Linked DNA regions of Homo sapiens: region 2 is linked to region 1. The links are chromatin contacts, found by Hi-C or POLR2A ChIA-PET in ENCODE. All regions are on one chromosome and are shown on one strand. The core of a region is the stretch at or near the end of the contact, and the rest is flanking DNA. Distances in the headings are between cores, read along the strand shown. Region 1 has its middle 68 kb from the start of SLTM. Region 2 overlaps LIPC (lipase C, hepatic type).

Region 1 (3,391 bases), core at 600-3,099:
TTTCCCTGACTTACAAGATTGGTTTAATATTTTAATATCAATGTAATTCACCATATTAACAGAATGAAGGGGAAAACCCCTGTCAATACCATCATATCATCTCAACAGATATAGAAAAAGCATTTGACAGAATTTTTTTTTTTTTTTTAGATCGAGTCTCACTCTGTTGCCCAGGCTGGAGTGCAATGCCTCAATATCCGCTCACCACAACCTCCGCCTCCTGGGTTCAAGAGATTCTCCTGCCTCAGCCTCCCAAGTAGCTGGGAGTACAGGCCAGTGCCACCACGCCTGGCTTTTTTTTTTTTTTTTTTTTTTTTTTTTGAATTTTTAGTAGAGACGGGGTTTCACTATGTTGGCCAGGCTGGTCTCAAACTCCGCCCACCTAGGCCTCTCAAAATGCTGGGATTACAGGCGTAAGCCACTGCGCCCGGCCCTTGACAGAATTTAATACCCATTTGTAATAAAAACTGAGCATTTTAGGAACAGAAGGGAATTTCCTCAGCCTCATAAAGGGTGTAAGTGACAAACTCAAGGTTGACACCACACTTAATGATGGTGAAAGCCCGAATGCTTTCTTTCTAAAATTGGGAACTGTGCAAGAATGTCTACCCTCGGCACTTCTTTTCGACACTCTATTGGAGACACCAGCCAATGCAGCAAGGCAAGGGAGAGAAAAGGCATTGAAATTGGTAAGGAGGATATAATGCTGCCTTTATTCCCAGAAGACATGATCGTATACATGGAAAACCCTAAGTCATCTAAAGTAAAGCTACTAGAATTAATAAGTAAATTCTGCAAAGTCACTGGCTAGAAGGATCAATACACAAAAATAGTATTTCTAGGTACCAGCAACGAATAATCAAAAATGTGTAAGAGGAGTTCCGGTGAGCTCTGTGCACATGTGCGCGGAGGTAAAGAGGCTTGGGAGGCCTCGCCTGAGAGAGTGAGCCAAGGACATGGAGAGACAGTGTATTACAAAAGGTGCCTTGTACCTTGTCCAAGGACACAGAGCTGGTGGGAGGCAGAGCTGGAATTTGCTCCAGAGCCTTTGTGCTGTAGGACAGGCTGCGGGAGGAGCTGCAGGACTGAGGTACAGAAGCCGCGGAAGGGGCCCAACGAGGGGCAGAGCCGGCACTTGACTCCGTGGGATCCCACGAGACAGACACCCTTTCCTCACCGCCCGAGTGAGCGCCGCCCCTCACAGAGACCTCTTTGCACCCTGGGCCACGCGGGGCAGGCGCTGCCGTCCAGGAGGCCCCATGGAGCTGACGGTGCCGCTGAAGCAGGAGGCCGAGGGCCTGGCGCTGGGCTCCTCGTGGCACCGCTTCCGCCGCTTCCACCTGGGCGAGGCGCCGGGCCCGCACGAGGCGCTGGGGCTGCTACGCGCCCTGTGCCGGGACCGGCTGCGGCCCGAGGTGCACACCAAGGAGCAGATGCTGGAGCTGCTGGTGCTGGAGCAGTTTCTGAGCGCGCTGCCAGCCGACACGCAGGCCTGGGTGTGCAGCCGTCAGCCGCTAAGCTGGGAGGAGGCGGTGGCCCTGCTGGAAGAGTTCTGGGTGAGCCTGACGGGGCTGCGACGGGGGAGGGGAGGAGGCAGGGGAGCGGGGAAGCCAGGAGGAAGCGGAGGGAAAACCGCTGCTTAGCCCCCGAAAACCAGTGTGACCCACGGTGGGGAGGCCATGGCGCAGCAAGGAGGGACAGTCCATGTGGGGCTCCATCCAACACCAGCTGCAAGTCAGTAGGGCCCCCAAGACCTTGGCATACTTGCGAGTTCTCTAGAAGGACTCACAGCCATGTTCACAGTCACGGCTTATCACAGAGAAGGACGCGCTGGAAGCAGCCAGGAAGAGGGCCCGGAAGGCTCCACGGAGACCAGTTATCAGCTGTCCTCTCCCTTCACTCCTCCCGGCACGCAGGGAGTGTTGCCAGCCAGGGACCCTCCTCAGATCTTGGTGTCCCGGGTTCTTACTGGGGACTCCTCCCCGATCTGTGTGGCTGACCTCAGCCTCCAGCCCCGGAAGCTCAAGGATACCACCTGGCCCAAACTCCACCCCAAATCCATCTTGCTGTCGGGCTGGCCTGAGGGCCCCAGGCAGTCAGACCCTCCTCATGCGCGAGACACCAAGGGCTCAGAGATGACTTCCCGAGGGCGGAGGGCAAAAGCCAGGCCTCTCTCTGGGCAGGTTTGGATTCTTCTTTTTTTATTATTTCTTTTTTTTTTCTTTTTTTTTTTTTTTGAGACAGAGTTTCGCTCTTGTTGCCCAGGCTGGAGTGCAGTGGCGCTATCTCGACTCACTGCAACCTCCGCCTCCCAGGTTCAAGTGATTCTCCTGCCTCAGCCTCCTGAGTAGCTGGGATTACAGGCGCCCGCCACCATGCCCAGCTAATTTTTTGTATTTTTAGTAGAAATGGGGTTTCACCATTGTTGGCCAGGCTGGTCTCGAACTCCTGACCTCAGGTGATCCGCCTAATCTTGGCCTGCCGAAGTGCTGGGATTACAGGTGTGAGCCACCGCGCCCGGCCCCAGGTTTGGATTCTTTCACACAGCAGGTATGGGCCGACTCACTGTCTGGGGCCCGCCCAGCCCAGCCCAGCAACTGTGTTTGTGAAGTCTTGGTGCACAGCCACACCCATTCACTTACGTCATCTGTGGCTGACTCTTGCCACCGTGACTATGACAGAGAGCCTGAGAAGCTGGAAGCATTTCCTGTCTTGCCCTGTAGGGGAAGCTTGCATCCTGGTTTAGAGTACGCTCTCCAGGGAGGATGTGTAAGGTGAACCGCAGACGCCATCTTACGTGTTCTAGTCGCCACGTTAAAAAAAGTGAAAAGAGGCCGGGCGCGGTGGCTCACGCCTGTAATCCCAGCATTTTGGGAGGCCGAGGCGGGCGGATCACAAGGTCAGGAGATCGAGACCATCCTGGCTAAACAGGTTGAAACCCCGTCTCTACTAAAAATACAAAAAAATTAGCCAGGCGTGGTGGCGGGCGCCTGTAGTCCCAGCTACTTGGGAGGCTGAGGCAGGAGAATGGTGGGAACCCGGGAGGCGGAGCTTGCAGTGAGCAGAGATCGCGCCACTGCACACCAGCCTGGGCGACAGAGCGAGACTCCGTCTCAAAAAAAAAAAAAAAAAAAAAAGTGAAAAGAAACAGGTGAATTTAGTTTTGATAATCTGCTCGTTGACCCTAATGTCTTCAAAATATTGTCCTTTCAATACCTGACACTCTCACGTGCCCGGTGGGGGCTGTGTGGGGCCTGGGTGATGAGCAGCGGGCAGCCACGCAGAGACCTCTGAGAAGAGTGGTCCAGGCCACGGGAACAGCCAGTGCAAAGGCCCTGAGGCGCCTCGAGCAGCAGAGGGGCCCGTGAGTAAGGGAGTGTTAGCAGTGAGG
Region 2 (3,391 bases), core at 552-3,051, 400 kb before region 1:
TTGCTCTCTCTGCTTCCCCAGCAGCGCCTCTCAGAGTGAACACCTATGTCCATGACAGTGATTCCCAAAGTGTTGTCCCCAAACCAGCAGCATCAGCATCACCTGGGAACTTGTTAGACATGTTAGGGTCTCACCCCAGACCTAATGAATCAGAAACTCTGAGAATGAGGGCCCACAATCTGGGTTTTAGCAAGATCTCCAGAAGATTCTGATGCACACCCGTTTGAGAACCAAAGCTCCATGGAATACTAATTTGCCTTTGGATCTAGCCCTGCCGCCCACTCGAGATGGATGGTCCACAAATCTCAATGTGATTCCTAACATGAGTTAAGCTGTCCAACCCTGTGACGTTATCAGGGGATTTGTGATTAATACATAGTGACACCATTTAACTGTGGCAGAGGTTCTTACCCTTGGAAGCTCATTAGAATCATCTAGGGAACTTATAACAGAAAGGCCCACCCCAGACCAGTTCAGATCTAAAGACAGCCTGGACTGACAACCACAGAACTACAGAGCTGCCACCCAGACTCCATGGAACTCTGCTAGGCTGGTAATATTTTTAATTCATTAAGGGTTTATGTGTTTAACAACCCAGGTCCAGTAAATTGGCTCCTTTCCTCCCTATGAACCTTGGACACTCTGGCTGGTCAAGCCTCCACCTCATGCCCACTTGTTTGCACAGCTACTAACGTTTATGAAGTATTTGCTTAATGTACCTAAGCTCCACTGCCCAGAGCTATCCCACTTGATCTGAAAACGTCATGATGAGGTATGGTAAGCATTAAACATTAGTTCACCATAGTTCTATTTTTTTCTAATAACTTAAACGGCTTCAGGGAACATTTTGTGTGTGTGTGTGTGTGTGTGTGTGTGTGTGTGTGTGTGTACGCCTTAAGAGACTGGATCTCACTCTGTTGCCCAGGCTGGAGTGCAGTGGCATGATCGTAGTTTACTCTAACATTGAACTCCTGGCCCAAGTAATCCTCCTGCCTCAGCCTCCCAAAGCACTGGGATCACAGGCATGAACCACCATACCCACCCTAAGGAATATAGTTTTTTGAGCATGTTGGAGTACTCAGAACTCTCAGCTCAGCTCTTGGCCCACTTGGGTCTCAACCATTTAGAGTACTGATTACCAAAGGAAGAGCACAAAGGAAGAAAATCAGCTTTTCTCCTCTTCCTCAGTGTGGGAGAGGGGATTTGGCTTGGGCTCAAAGCCATAGTGATGCTTTCTGCTCCACCCCCTTTCAATTAAAGATCACCAGCTTCCCAAAAACAGGCCACCCTCATTTTCCAACCTGGCTCAGGCAGGGAAGCTGAGAAGCTTGGGGCTGCCCATTCACCCAGTCACCAGGCAGATAGACAGGTAAGAGAACTGGGACCTTCAGGCCTGCCCTCGGGAGGACTGGCCACCAGGCTTTACAGCCCAGAGCAGAGAAACACTGTGGCCGTTGCAAAACTCCTTGAGTGAAGTGACCCTACCCTCTACTAAAAACGTGGCCCAGTGGATTCCAGTTACTAACAAAGCTCGTTGAGAAGATGCAAGAAAGGAATGGAACAATGGCTAGGACCTCCCCGCGGCAGCACTTCCCCCAAGAGAATAGAGGAGCTGATGGGCACGTCACATTTTTCTCAATGCTGGATGACATTCCATCACCTTCCTCATCTTCATGGAATTTTTTTTTTTTTTTTTGAGACAAGGTCTCCCTTTATCACCCAAACTGGAGTGCAGTGGTGCAATCATGCCTCACTGCAGTCTTGACCTCCCAGGCTCAAGGGATCTTCCCACCTCAGACTCCTGAGTAGCTGGGACTACGGGTACATACCACCACACCCGGATAATTTTTGTAATTTTTTAGAGATAAGGTTTCACCACATTGCCCAAGCTGGTCTCAAATTCATGGCCTCAAACAGTGCTTCGGGTTCAGCCTCCCAAAGTGCTGAGATTACAGGCATGAGTCACCGCACCCAGCTGGAATGCATTCTTTGAATTTTAAAAGACTGTAAATGAGAGATTTGTTCAGAGAAGAGGGTGTTTCCTATGTACAAAACCAAAGACCAGCTTTTATTTTTTATTAGGTATTATAGTCACAAAGGTATGAAAGGGTATATAGTAATAAGTCTAAGAAATTTTTATGAAGTTTTTGAAGTAAAAAGCATTTTTATAAAATTTTAAATAAAAATTTTAATAAAATTACTCAATTGTTAAATGTAACTTAAAATTACTTTTTCATAAAATTACTCATTTTATAAAACACATTTTTCCTACTTTGAAAAGTAGTACATGCTTAATACAGAATTGGAAAAGACAAAAATACAGAAAGAATTGCATTTAACTCCTTTTTTTTTTTTTTTTGGTAGAGACGAAATCTCGCTCTGTCACCCAGGCTGGAGTTCTGTGGCGAGATCTCGGCTCACCGCAACCTCCGCCTCCCGGGTGCACACCATTCTGCTGCCTCAGCCTCCCCAGTAGCTGGGACTACAGGTGCCAGCCACCACACACAGCTAATTTTTATATTTTTAGTAGACATGGGATTTCACTCTATTAGCAGCCAGGATGGTCTTGATCTCCTGACCTCGTGATCCGCCCAAGTCAAAACTTCAGATTTTGCCAAACACCTTGAAAGTATGAGTAGATAGAGGAAGACTCGTCCTTTTGTCTGCCTCCTTTTCATCTTCCTAATACCTAACACCTCTCTAATCTTTCTAGAAATGGGTAAGAAAAGCTTCCATAAAGAAAGGTGGAGAGAATTGAAGCATGGTAGTATTTTTGCAGGAGAAATTATAAGGTTTGAAATTTATGGAGGCCTCAGGACATACCCAATGACCTAAGGTCTAGGCCAGAGATGGTAAGTAGGATTTTTTTTTTCTTTTCTCTTTTTTTTTTTTTTTTTTTTGAGATGCGGTCTCACTCTGTCACCCAGGCTGGAATACAGTGGTGTCATCTCGGTTCACTGCAACCTCTACCTCCCAGATTCAAGCGATTCTCCTACCTCAGCCTCCCGAGTAGCTGGGATTACAGGCACTCGCCACCATGCCTAGCTAATTTTTTTTGTATTTTTAGTAGAGATGGGGGGGGGTGGTCTCACCATGTTGGCCAAGCTGGTCTCGAACTCTTGACCTCAAATGATCCACCAGCCTTGGCCTCCCAAAGTGCTGGGGTTACAGGTGTGAGCCATCACACCCAGCTGATAAGTAGCTTTAAACACAAGTGAGGATTCTATTCCATCAGGAATGGCTGCTTTATGCAGAAGAACTCTAAGATTACATCAGGCTAAGGGTGACAGAATGCTGTAATCCATTAGCCTTATCTGTCATGGTCATGGCAGCAGCAAGAGGCAGTCTGAGTGCCATACACTGCAGTAATCTAGGGGTGAGCTGAATAGTG

Evidence for each region. A loop is a pair of places that touch in the nucleus more often than their neighbours do. ChIA-PET counts read pairs that join two places held with the same protein, here RNA polymerase II (POLR2A). Pooled maps may share reads with other maps.
Region 2: a loop to region 1 is called in a map of PC-9, with 8 times the contacts of the local background. The contact joins two enhancer-like sites. A Hi-C loop is called at or near these places in 1 of 168 maps with a recorded cell type or tissue (PC-9) and 1 of 50 pooled maps. POLR2A ChIA-PET finds 5 or more read pairs at or near these places in 3 of 52 experiments (AG04449, AG04450 and PC-9).

What each region holds. Positions count from the first base shown.
Region 1 is chr15:58,863,747-58,867,137 of GRCh38, forward strand. It overlaps the pseudogene ZNF444P1. Among named protein-coding and RNA genes, the nearest start is that of SLTM, 68 kb to the right of the region's middle. Within about 2 kb of position 1,850, at least 10 of the 41 ENCODE cell types and tissues checked have a DNase peak (open chromatin) inside an H3K27ac peak, as active enhancers do; they include PC-9, where a contact is called at or near this core.
Region 2 is chr15:58,468,255-58,471,645 of GRCh38, forward strand. The region is part of intron 1 of LIPC (lipase C, hepatic type); the gene reads left to right. The region is part of intron 2 of LIPC-AS1 (LIPC antisense RNA 1); the gene reads right to left. Among named protein-coding and RNA genes, the nearest start is that of LIPC-AS1, 29 kb to the right of the region's middle. Within about 2 kb of position 1,802, at least 9 of the 41 ENCODE cell types and tissues checked have a DNase peak (open chromatin) inside an H3K27ac peak, as active enhancers do; they include PC-9, where a contact is called at or near this core.